Linked DNA regions of Homo sapiens: all the other regions are linked to region 1. Evidence: chromatin contacts called from ENCODE Hi-C or POLR2A ChIA-PET data. All regions are on one chromosome and are shown on one strand. The core of a region is the stretch at or near the end of the contact, and the rest is flanking DNA. Distances in the headings are between cores, read along the strand shown.

Region 1 (3,871 bases), core at 812-3,311:
CACCACCCAGATGGATAAACTGGCTCATCCGATCTTGTGACCCCCACCCAGGAACTGACTCAGCACAAGAAGACAGTTTTGCCTTCCTATGATTTCATCTTTGACCTGACCAATCAGCACTCCTGACTCATTGGCTGCCCCCCACCCACCACGTTATCCTTAAAAATTCTGATCCCCGAATGCTCAGGGAGACTGATTTGAGTAATAATAAAACTCCAGTCTCCCACACAGCCAGCTCTGCATGAATTACTCTTTCCCTGTTGCAATTCTCCTGTCTTGATAAATGGGCTCTGTCTAGGCAGCAGGCAAGGTGAACCCATTGGGTGGTTACACAGGTACTGACAATATCTGCTACAACTAGGATGACACTTGCCTCCCTAGGGCTTACTAGGTTCTTCTTATATAGTAGGTGCTCAATAAATATTTGTTGAATTGAATTGGCATAGGTCACTTGAATAAAGGAATAAGAAACCAAGATTATTTATTCACTCATTTAACAAAGATTTATTAAGAATTTACCAAATCCATGCACAGTGCAAGAACTTGAAGATGCCAGCCCTGTATAATTTTGGGCTTGGTACAAAATTATTACCCTTAACAACCAATCAACCAATCCTGGCCTTTACCCATTACACCATTACAGTCAGCCAATAACCCTGAGGTCTTCCCAAGAACTGACTTTGGCTGAATTAGCAAGTACAAACCTCTGTGTGATTCTGATGGTGAGCATTTATTGCAGTACTTGGGGATAAGATTAACCTCCTATGCACCCTTATTAAGCTCTTATTCTTCCAAGTTCTCAGATTATAGAGAAGATAAGTCCCTTATAGGGTCATCTGGACCAGCTGAAGCAAACAATTCCCAAATGTTTGCTGGCCTTTGCTCTGGATTTTCACCACTTTATGAAATTAACTTGGAGAATCAGAGCCTCACTACTGAATAGAGACTAAAAAAAATATTGGTACTCTTGACATTGAGACCCTTTCCTTCCATCTTTCCTACACCCAAACCATCTGAGACCAGTGGGACTTACTGCTCTTTTTAGGTCAGATGTCCCATTACAGAAACTCTTCCCCCACACTTTGGTTTCTACATCATAATAAATTATTCTCTCAAAGTCTCAGAAATAGTTTCTTTCTTTCTGTTGTCATTCTAGAGTCAGCCAAGCCCACAGTGCAGACAATTCCAGAAACAACCCTTTCCCAATACCAGAGCAACTCTAGTGAGCAACATTTCCCAAGGGCAGGCTTGTCAGACACCGGAGCAGACTCCAGGGCAATGGTTCCTGTCTCACATCAAACTCCTGCTTCTGTCCCTGCATACTGAAGAGCTCCCTGTCTCCCTGGCTGGCTCAGTCCCTTGATGTGCGCTTTTAATATTCATCTCCTTCTCCCTCTCTTGATGTGAATTAAAAGAGCAACTTGCAAGGCAAACAAGAGGAAAATAACAGATTGCTGCTGCTCATTAAAGCTTCAGCTCAATACAGTCTGATAAGAGCTACAAGACTGGCTTCCCCTCCCAGTCGAGGGTGGGGGAGTTGGGGGCATGATGATCATAGTACCTTGGATATGCTCTGGGCTCAAGGGATTTTACAGATGGAAATGCATTTTTCTTCCTGAATCTTTACTGTCTGTTGGAACCCCAGAGTTTAAGCTTATCACTTTCATTTTCCTGACATACAATCTTAGAGAATTCACTTCATTGTTTTGGGTTTCATTTAGTTTTTCTGCCTGAAAATGGAAAAAAGATTAATAGCCTCCTAAGTGAACTGTGTAATGCTAAACAAATGAATAAATATGAAAGCATTTTGGAAGAATTATCTTCTCTCTCTCTCTTTCACTTTCTCTTTCTTCCCATCAGTATTTCAATCTGCTTGAACAGCTTTTCTAAATCTTAAAATAATGAAGTCTTCCTCCAATCACAGGTCTTACTTTAGCTACTGCACTATTTCTTTTCTCCCCTTTGAAGTGAAACCTCATAAAATGTTGTCTATATTTGTTACCTTCATTTCCTCTTTCCACCCCCACTCTTCAACCCACTACAATCTGGCTTCCACCCCATCACTCCCCTGAAACTGTTCTCACTATGACCACCAATGACCCTGTTGTCAAATTCAAGTAATATCATTTTAGTTATTATCTAACTTGACCCTTTTTTCCCCAGCTGGTGATTCTTTCCTCCTGTATCTACACAATTCTCTTTCCTTGGTACCCAAACATTACTATCTCTAGGTTATTCTCCTACCTCTCTGGCTAATCCTTCTCAGGCAACTTCCTCTGTTTCTCATTAAATGTCAGTGTTTCCAGCCACTCTTCTCATTATAGATTTCTTTAGGGATTTGATTTACACCCCAAACTTCATCTCCCATCTGTATATAAATAACTCCTAAGTCTACATCTCCAGCTTAAATCTGTCTCCAGAAGTATAGACCCATTTACCCAGCTGTTTACATTCAACCCCACAAATAATGACACCCCCTTTTTCAAAGAATTCAGTGGCTCCCCTTAACCATCAGGACAAAGTTTAAACTCATGAGCGTGGTATCCAAGGCCTTTCTCACTCTTATCTCTCTGCACTTCACCCCTCCAACTCCATGCTCCTCCCACTCTGCACCTGCAGTCCCCACACAGAGTTTTGCCTCCGAGTCATTGCACATGTTCTTCCCTCTCCAAGGAATTATTTTTTTCTCTACCCCTTATTTTCATGGCCTGACAAACTATGACCTTCCCTGGAAGACTCAGCATAGATACCACCTTTTCTGGGAATTCTTCACAGTTGGGTTTGGTCCCCCCACCTTGAATGCTCCTCAGCATCCTGTGGTTCCCACCTCCTAACATTTATCACATGGCACTGTGGTAACCTATTTACTTTTCTTACCCCCAAATGAAGTCACTTTTGCTGTTTCTTCTTATTAAAAATAATGCATACTCGATATAAAAATAAAAAGACAAGCAAAAAGAGTATTAAAAAATCTGATAATCTTGCCCACCTATTTACTGCCAGCCACAAGATGTTGTTCTAGGTGCTGCAAGGAATAAAGGCATGAATAAGGCATGGTGCCCAACCACGGCAGAGGGAGAAAAGTGTTGGGGGGAGCTTTTATTGAGTGCTGGGACATGCCAGGCAGCACCCAGGGGCTTTGCCTGTGCTATTTCTCATGTGTGTCCCCCACCAGACTGAAAACTCACTGAGAGCAGTAACCGTATCCTTGTTTTTAGTGCCAACTCCAGCGTCTGGCATGAAATAGATCCTTAATAAACACCCAAATAAAGAGTGTGCAGTATGCTGATGAATGATAATTATCGCTACATTAAAAAATACGTAAAGACTCATTTTTTCCTCTTTGGATGAAAGAAAGATTATGGCACTAGAAATTTAAAAAGCATTTCCAGCAAGACTCCCACCCTACTGAATCTAAGTAGACACCAGTGGTTATTTTCACACTCACAGAGCACAGGCTTGCTGAATTTTTTCTATTCTAAAGCCCACATCCCTCTCTTAATATGCTATTTCCACCTTCCTCCCTCAGCAAAATATTATACATACATGTATACATGCACACACATAGATATAATAGCTGCATTGCATTGAAAAGCTAATGGAGAGATGTTAATACTAGCTATGTCTGTGTGGGTAGAATTATCAGACTTTTTAATACTCTTTTTGCTTGTATTTTTATTTATATATTGAGCATGTATTATTTTTAATAAGAAGGAACAGCAAAAGTTACTTCATTTGGGGGTCACAATCTGCAGTAACATGAAGTAGAACTTATAAGCTGAGCAATGATACTTTTTTTTGTTTGTTTTTGACACGGAGTCTCACTCTGTTGCCCATGCTGGAGTGCAGTGGCGCGATCTCGGCTCACTGC
Region 2 (3,871 bases), core at 779-3,278, 61 kb before region 1:
TGTAGACGATCTGTTCAGTGCTGAGAGTGGAGAATTGAAGTCCCCAACTCTTACTGTACTAGATTCTATCTCTTCCTTTTAGATCTAATATTATTTGTTTCATATATTTAGGTGTCCCGGTGTTGCATGCATATATACTTATAATTGTTATATCATCTTGCTGAATTCATCCCTTTATCGTTATTAATGATTTTGTTTCTTTTTACAGTTTTGGACAGTTTTAGAGTCTGTTTTATCTACTGTCTTGCTCACTTTTGCTTTCTGTTTGCAGAGAATATCTTTTTCCATCATTTTACTCTCAATCTTTATGTGTCTTAACAGATGAAGTATTATGTCGTAGGAGCATATACTAGATGGTTTTCAAAAATCCATTCAGCCAGTCTGTTTTTTCTAAGTGGGGAGTTTAAGCCATTTATATATTTAAGGTTATAACTGATTGGTAAGACCTGCTGTCATTTTGTTAATTGTTTTCTAGTTGTTTCGTATATCTGTTGTCCCTTTCTCCCTCTCTTATTGTTTAATCATTGCAGTTTGGTAGTTTTCTGTAGTAATAAGGCTTATTTCTTCTCTGTTTTTCATTTGTGTGTCTATTAGTGATTTTATACTTTCGCATGTCTTCGTAATGATGATTATCATTTTTCACTTCCAGATATAGGAGTCCCTTGAGTATGTCTCATAAGATCAGTCTGGTGGTAATGAATTTCCTTTGTTTTTGCTTGTCTGGGAAAGACTTTATTTCTTTTTCCTTTTTTTTCTTTTTTTGAGATGAGGTCTCGCTATGTTGTTTAGGCTGATCTGAACTCCTAGGCTCAATCAATCTTCCCAACTCATCCTCCTGAGTAGTTGAGACTGCAGGCATATGTCACCAAATCTGGCTCTCCCTTATTTCTGAAGAATAGCTTTACTGGGTATAGTATTCTTGGCTGCCTTTTTTTTCTTCTTTCAGTACTTTGAATATGTCATTCCATTCTCTCCTGGCCTGTAAGATTTCTGAGGATAAATCTGCTGTTAGTCTAATGGGGATTCTTTATACGTGACTTGATGTTTTCTTTTGTTATTTTTAAAATTCTTTCTTTGTGGGTGCTTGAAGTCCTCCTACTTTCAATTTTCCCACAGAGTCTCATGAACTTATTGTGGCATCTGGGTCTTGAGGTGCAGGTTCACTGTTTATGGCAGGGTTGGATGTAATTTGCCTGCAGAGCCAGGATCTGTGACTCTGAGGAAACCCCTAGAAGCTTGGACCCAGAGAGTTTGGTTTTAGCTGTGAGTCTACCCCTGTGTGGAGGGTATATCCAACTCCAGGGAAGAAAAGGAGCTCTGGAGTTTAGGGTACAGAGAGCAAGGTATATCTGCAATTTGGGAACCTGGTCCAATGGAGCTCAGTGGAAACTTGGGTCCCTGGGGATGAGACAACATGTAGTGGTGACTCCGGGATGGCGGACTCAGTAGTATCCCAGACTCTGTGAGGCTAGGTGCAGCAGCAAGTTTTCATAGTGGTCAAACACATCTGTCGTTTGGGCCCTGGGGGTCAGGGGAGCAGCACAGTGACGATTGCATTCCCTGGAGAGAGGGCTTTCTTGGCAGCTCAGACTCCAGGAGACTAGTCTAATGCCAGGAAAGCAAGGTATTAGAGTAGGTTAGCCTGTAGGGTAGAGTGTCTCAGCTCAGTCACTGCCATGTTTCCCTGGAACATGGGGTACTACGTCAGCTCAGCCCTGAGCTGCTCAGGTTCCAGGGCACCAATTCCCCAGGGGTTTGTGTGCCACTTCAGCTCAGGCTCAGGCATAGAGGGTGGCTGTTCTGGGCTGCCAGGCACTATTTCCCTGAGACGTGGGGCTCTGCCAAGGCACTGTTTCCTCAAGAGGCAGCACATAGTTTCAGTTCAGGACCTTAGGGGCAGGGCACAGCCATAACCGAGAGAAGTAGATGGGGCTATTCTGCTAAAGCACTGTTTTCTTAGGAGGAAGTGTGCAGCTTCAGCTCCAGCTGAAGGGGGAGAGAGGAGGTGTAGGTGGTGCTGTTCAGCCCCATGGGCAAAGGTGTAACAGTTCCTTGAAGCTTGGCTTTGGGATGTTAGGCCACTGGGCAGGGATGGATCAAAGGTGGTTTAGCCTCAGGGATGGACAAGAGCCATGGCTACTCTCCCTTGGAGCAAGACACTCCAGCAGTAGTTCCAGTTCCGAAATGGGGTAAGACAGTAGCTATGCAGGCCACAGGGGATGGGGCCTAGTGGCAGCTCCTTCTCTGGGGGGAACACAGATTTGCAGACTCCAGGCAGCTCCCTCAGCTGGACTTAGTGCATGTGAGGACTTCAGGGGGACCCCAGTGATGAGAAGTGTAGGTGTCCAAAGAGTTGATGGCAGTTACTGGGATCCTCTTGTCTACCTTTGCACCATAAAAAGAGGTTCCTCCTGGTTTCTAGCTGATTCTGGTTGGGAGGTGGGGTGGTGAAGACCAGGTGTTTCCTTTTGCTCTCTGTGTGGTCAACCTCAGTTTCCGTGTTCACTGGGGTTTCTATTACTCCTTTGCCATACTCAGCCACTCTTCTTTAGTTGTTTTTATTAAAACATGATTGTTTGTGTGTTATTTGGCTATCTTTGTTGGAAAAATGAGCGCTAGAAGCTTTTAGTTGGCCATCCTGCTGACATCATTCTCCTCCAATTCTCTCTTGATCAGTCTACAAACCCATCTATTTAATTCTAAATTTGATTAGCTATATTTTTCATTTCTAAAATTTAGATTTGTTTCTTTTTCGATTTACTGACTCCTTTCCTACAATGTCCTCCTCTTGCTTTGTGAAGTTACCTTTCTCTTTCTCTTTGAGCTTATCTGACTTAAAGACTCTCCTTTTTTATTTTCTACTAACTGCAGCTGTTTGTATGTGCACTCTACCACTCCCTCTCTAATCAGTTTGTTTCCTTATGTGACTTGCAATATTTTTAAATCATGAGCTCCTCTTGAAAGAGAGTTGTTTTCCATGGAAGACCCTCAGGTCCTGGTACCTGGGAACAATCTTGTGGGGCAGTTTCAAATTCCTTTGCTGCGATTCTGTGAATTTCACTGGTTCCAGAGGAATTTTACAATGTATCTTGACTCTAGATTTCTATACTTGTGTGGTGTGCAATTTAGAGATCATGTATGCTGAACCAGCTTGAGGGGTTAATTTCCTTGCATTAATTTTTTCTATCTTCTCATGAGCCTATCAAGCTGCTTTGTGGTATCTCTGAGCTGTGAAACAGAGGAATTTCATAGTTTCCTTCATAAACCAGTAACTTCCAACTGTATATGGCTGGTTCATTTCCAGCTCTTTAACATGCAGAGGCCCTGGGTCTCATCAACCATCTCTCTGTTGCCATTAAAATCTCATCACCCTGACATCGAGTACCCTGAATGTACTCAACTTTGGCTCCATGCTCCCTTAAGTTTTGTGATCCTTCTTTATTTCTGGCACCTGAGAATGTTGCCTTCTTTCTTTACACAAGGCTCATATTTTAGGTAAAATTTTATTCTTAATTACTTTATCTGTTTTTGTGAAAAGGGAATTATACATGTCAATGCAAATCACTCTATTGTACACAAATTCCAGATATACCTTTACAAAATGCAAAACTTATCATATTGTTCTCCTACTTAATATTCTCAATGTTGTTTCATTGGCCTTAAGATAAAGTCCAAAGTCCCTTACCTAGGAAATAGTAGAGCAAAGCAGCTTAGAGCATGGCTTCAAGAGTTAGGATGATCTCAGTTTGTATCCATGTATGATTTCTCAACTATGTGACTTTGGACTAGTTAATGTCTTAGCCAGTTTTGTCATCTGTAAAACAGAGATAATTCTAGCACCTACTTCATACAGTCACTGTAAACTCTAAAT
Region 3 (3,871 bases), core at 448-2,947, 52 kb after region 1:
TCCACAACATAAGTGACTGCCTGCATTGTCTGGCACTGACCAGGAGGTGAAACGGAAGATGAAGGGACAATAAAAGGACATGGGTGCCTGTTGTGCCCAGGAGAGCCGGAGGTGGAAATCCTATGGAATAAATGAGCAGTGTTTTCTATGGTGAGCTCAGTTTTTCCTCACTCCTCATCCTAGGAATCACAGCAGCATCTTGGGCTCAAAAAGAAGAAATGTTGAAACTCCAGAGCAGATAGCAACGCAAAGAGACACTCCTTGGGGAATTCAATCTGACAAGTATGTACCAAGTCTCCACCATTTACAAGGCACTTTGGTAGTTGCTAGAAATATAAGTTGGCTAGGACCTACTCTGTGCCCTAGAGAACCCCATGGTTGGGAGTGGTGGTGGGAAGTATTGACCACAAATCACTTACTTAAAATTGAATTGTCAGCTAACTTTGGGTGGGTGAGGAGCTGTCTAGACAATAGTTCCTCTTCTGTAAATGATTTGAATGATACAATAAAAAACAGACTTTTTAAAGCCTAGGGTTGAGTTATATTAGATTGCTAAAATTTCTGGAAACAAATTGTGTTCAAAGTAACCACAATAATTTGGAAAAATAAGTTTAAAGAAGATACATGTAAGTTATCTCTGGGCCCAGATCAAGCAAGAGGTACAAGTTGCAGAATGAATGTCCTTCCAGTTTAACAACTAGAGCGCTGCAAATTCCCTACCACAAGGGCAGTGCCAAAATATTAAGTAAAAAGTCTAGGTACAGGTCCTGCTCTCATCCCTTCCACGACAGGCTTGAGTCATAAAGCTGGACTTTCTAACCACACAACTTCGACTTCGTGAATTTCCTTTCCCATTTTTCCTCTTATTTCCCCGCCAACAGGAAACCTGTGTAGTGGATAAAGACCAGGCTGTCACTGCTAATCCCAATCAGAAACTTGGTCCTTGATTCTTCCCAGTGGCCGACATCTCCGCTGCGAAAACGGGTGTGAACTATTCACTAAAGCAGCAGGGCCCGAACGCCTTTAACAATCCATTTCCTTCGGACTCCGTTTGCGAAGCCCATCAGCACCCATTACTCCCTTTGGCTTCGCATCCTAGCAGAAGCTAAATTGTTTAAACCCCCGCTCCTCCCCAGGGTTTGGCGGTCCTCGACCCTCAAGGGAACCTGGGATGCCGGCGCCAGGCTTGCCTCTGGCCCAGGGCGCCCGCCTGGCCTGCACTCCCTCCCTGGACACTGGGCCCGCCTGCCCTCCCCGGGCTGTACCTAGGGGTGTGGAGGCCAGGGGGCCGGCGCCCGCGGGGCCGCGGCGGGAGCTCTCCCGGCCCACGGGCCGAAAACCCTGGCGACTGGGACGCGGCCAGGCGGGCCGGGGGCGAGGGGCGCTGACCAGAAGCGGGCGGAGCCTAGGGGCCCGGGCCGGCAGCCTGACTCCCCGTGGGCCGGCTCTGCTGGGTGGGCATTCCCGCGGGGCGCCGAGGTACAACATGAGGGCTCTTTCGCTGACACCGAGGGGCCTTGAGGGCTGCAAGAAATGCAGGCCCGGCGGCTGCCCCCGAGAGCGGGACGCGCGCCCGCGCGGTGGGCGGGAATCCTAAGGGGACGCGGAGGCGGGCGCGCGCCCCGCAGGGGAGGGGGCGGAGAGCGCGAGAAGGAGGGAGGAGGCGTCCCCGTGCGGGAGCCCGGCTGACCGCGCCAGACCCAGACAGAGCATCGCGGCTTTGGCTGCAACAGGCGGTGGGCTCGGCTCGGGGGCGGAGGCGGCGAAAGGGCGGGGAGCGCGAGGAGGAGCGACCTGGCCTCACCGCTGCCGCCTCTTCCCCGCCGCATGGACGAGCGCCTCAGCCTTCTGCGCTCGCCGCCGCCGCCCTCAGCCCGCCACCGCGCCCACCCTCCTCAGCGCCCAGCGAGCAGCGGCGGTGCCCACACGCTGGTGAACCACGGCTACGCGGAGCCCGCCGCAGGCCGCGAGCTGCCGCCCGACATGACCGTGGTGCCCGGGGACCACCTGCTGGAGCCGGAGGTGGCCGATGGTGGAGGGGCCCCGCCTCAAGGCGGCTGTGGCGGCGGCGGCTGCGACCGCTACGAGCCGCTGCCGCCCTCACTGCCGGCCGCGGGCGAGCAGGACTGCTGCGGGGAGCGCGTGGTCATCAACATCTCCGGGCTGCGCTTCGAGACGCAGCTGAAGACCCTTTGCCAGTTCCCCGAGACGCTGCTGGGCGACCCCAAGCGGCGCATGAGGTACTTCGACCCGCTCCGCAACGAGTACTTCTTCGACCGCAACCGGCCCAGCTTCGACGCCATCCTCTACTACTATCAGTCCGGGGGCCGCATCCGCCGGCCGGTCAACGTGCCCATCGACATTTTCTCCGAGGAGATCCGCTTCTACCAGCTGGGCGAGGAGGCCATGGAGAAGTTCCGCGAGGACGAGGGCTTCCTGCGGGAGGAGGAGCGGCCCTTGCCCCGCCGCGACTTCCAGCGCCAGGTGTGGCTGCTCTTCGAGTACCCCGAGAGCTCCGGGCCGGCCCGGGGCATCGCCATCGTGTCCGTGCTGGTCATCCTCATCTCCATTGTCATCTTCTGCCTGGAGACGCTGCCGGAGTTCCGCGACGAGAAGGACTACCCCGCCTCGACGTCGCAGGACTCATTCGAAGCAGCCGGCAACAGCACGTCGGGGTCCCGCGCAGGAGCCTCCAGCTTCTCCGATCCCTTCTTCGTGGTGGAGACGCTGTGCATCATCTGGTTCTCCTTCGAACTGCTGGTGCGGTTCTTCGCTTGTCCTAGCAAAGCCACCTTCTCGCGAAACATCATGAACCTGATCGACATTGTGGCCATCATTCCTTATTTTATCACTCTGGGTACCGAGCTGGCCGAACGACAGGGCAATGGACAGCAGGCCATGTCTCTGGCCATCCTGAGGGTCATCCGCCTGGTAAGGGTCTTCCGCATCTTCAAGCTGTCGCGCCACTCCAAGGGGCTGCAGATCCTCGGGCAAACGCTGAAGGCGTCCATGCGGGAGCTGGGATTGCTCATCTTCTTCCTCTTTATTGGGGTCATCCTTTTCTCCAGCGCGGTCTACTTTGCCGAGGCAGACGACCCCACTTCAGGTTTCAGCAGCATCCCGGATGCCTTCTGGTGGGCAGTGGTAACCATGACAACAGTGGGTTACGGCGATATGCACCCAGTGACCATAGGGGGCAAGATTGTGGGATCTCTCTGTGCCATCGCCGGTGTCTTGACCATCGCATTGCCAGTTCCCGTGATTGTTTCCAACTTCAATTACTTCTACCACCGGGAGACAGAAGGGGAAGAGCAATCCCAGTACATGCACGTGGGAAGTTGCCAGCACCTCTCCTCTTCAGCCGAGGAGCTCCGAAAAGCAAGGAGTAACTCGACTCTGAGTAAGTCGGAGTATATGGTGATCGAAGAGGGGGGTATGAACCATAGCGCTTTCCCCCAGACCCCTTTCAAAACGGGCAATTCCACTGCCACCTGCACCACGAACAATAATCCCAACTCTTGTGTCAACATCAAAAAGATATTCACCGATGTTTAATATGTGATACAAGTGACATGCTGTGCTCAGTATTGTGTGGAACGTGCCCCCTTGGTCTGCCTATGCCCTTGTTTTATACATTTCCAGACCATTCATCAAGGAAAGGACCTGAAGAAGTGGAAAGCACACTTCATTCTCCCTCTCCCTGCTGCTTCATACTGAAACAGGTGCCTGTTTTGCAAGTGGGCTGCATTCTCTCAGCTCTCCTTTTCCCTCTTACCCTCTCTCTCTTAACATTGTAAACAACAGACTTACGTTAAACTTCATTTCTAGTACACGCCCTATTTAAAAAAGAGCAGTACATCCTGGGAGGAAA

Evidence for each region. A loop is a pair of places that touch in the nucleus more often than their neighbours do. ChIA-PET counts read pairs that join two places held with the same protein, here RNA polymerase II (POLR2A). Pooled maps may share reads with other maps.
Region 2: a map with no recorded cell type shows a loop between it and region 1 (7-fold over the local background). The contact joins two enhancer-like sites. A Hi-C loop is called at or near these places in 1 of 168 maps with a recorded cell type or tissue (vagina), 6 of 37 single-sample maps with no recorded cell type and 5 of 50 pooled maps. POLR2A ChIA-PET finds 5 or more read pairs at or near these places in 1 of 52 experiments (CD4-positive, alpha-beta T cell).
Region 3: a map of OCI-LY7 shows a loop between it and region 1 (2.8-fold over the local background). The contact joins the promoter of KCNA3 here to the enhancer-like site in region 1. A Hi-C loop is called at or near these places in 4 of 168 maps with a recorded cell type or tissue (CD4-positive, alpha-beta memory T cell, OCI-LY7, chondrocyte and 1 more), 26 of 37 single-sample maps with no recorded cell type and 12 of 50 pooled maps. POLR2A ChIA-PET finds 5 or more read pairs at or near these places in 9 of 52 experiments (CD4-positive, alpha-beta T cell, CD4-positive, alpha-beta memory T cell, OCI-LY7 and 5 more).

What each region holds. Positions count from the first base shown.
Region 1 is chr1:110,725,026-110,728,896 of GRCh38, reverse strand. No RefSeq gene overlaps it. Among named protein-coding and RNA genes, the nearest start is that of KCNA3, 52 kb to the right of the region's middle. Within about 2 kb of position 2,061, at least 3 of the 41 ENCODE cell types and tissues checked have a DNase peak (open chromatin) inside an H3K27ac peak, as active enhancers do; they include OCI-LY7, where a contact is called at or near this core.
Region 2 is chr1:110,785,953-110,789,823 of GRCh38, reverse strand. No RefSeq gene overlaps it. Among named protein-coding and RNA genes, the nearest start is that of CD53, 85 kb to the left of the region's middle. RefSeq lists an enhancer at 1,931-2,270. Within about 2 kb of position 2,028, at least 7 of the 41 ENCODE cell types and tissues checked have a DNase peak (open chromatin) inside an H3K27ac peak, as active enhancers do.
Region 3 is chr1:110,672,766-110,676,636 of GRCh38, reverse strand. KCNA3 (potassium voltage-gated channel subfamily A member 3) reads left to right here and starts at 1,697. Exons shown (of 1, transcript NM_002232.5): 1 at 1,697-3,871. The coding sequence starts at 1,828. The coding sequence ends at 3,555. RefSeq lists silencers at 1,572-1,631, 1,702-1,751, 1,862-1,961.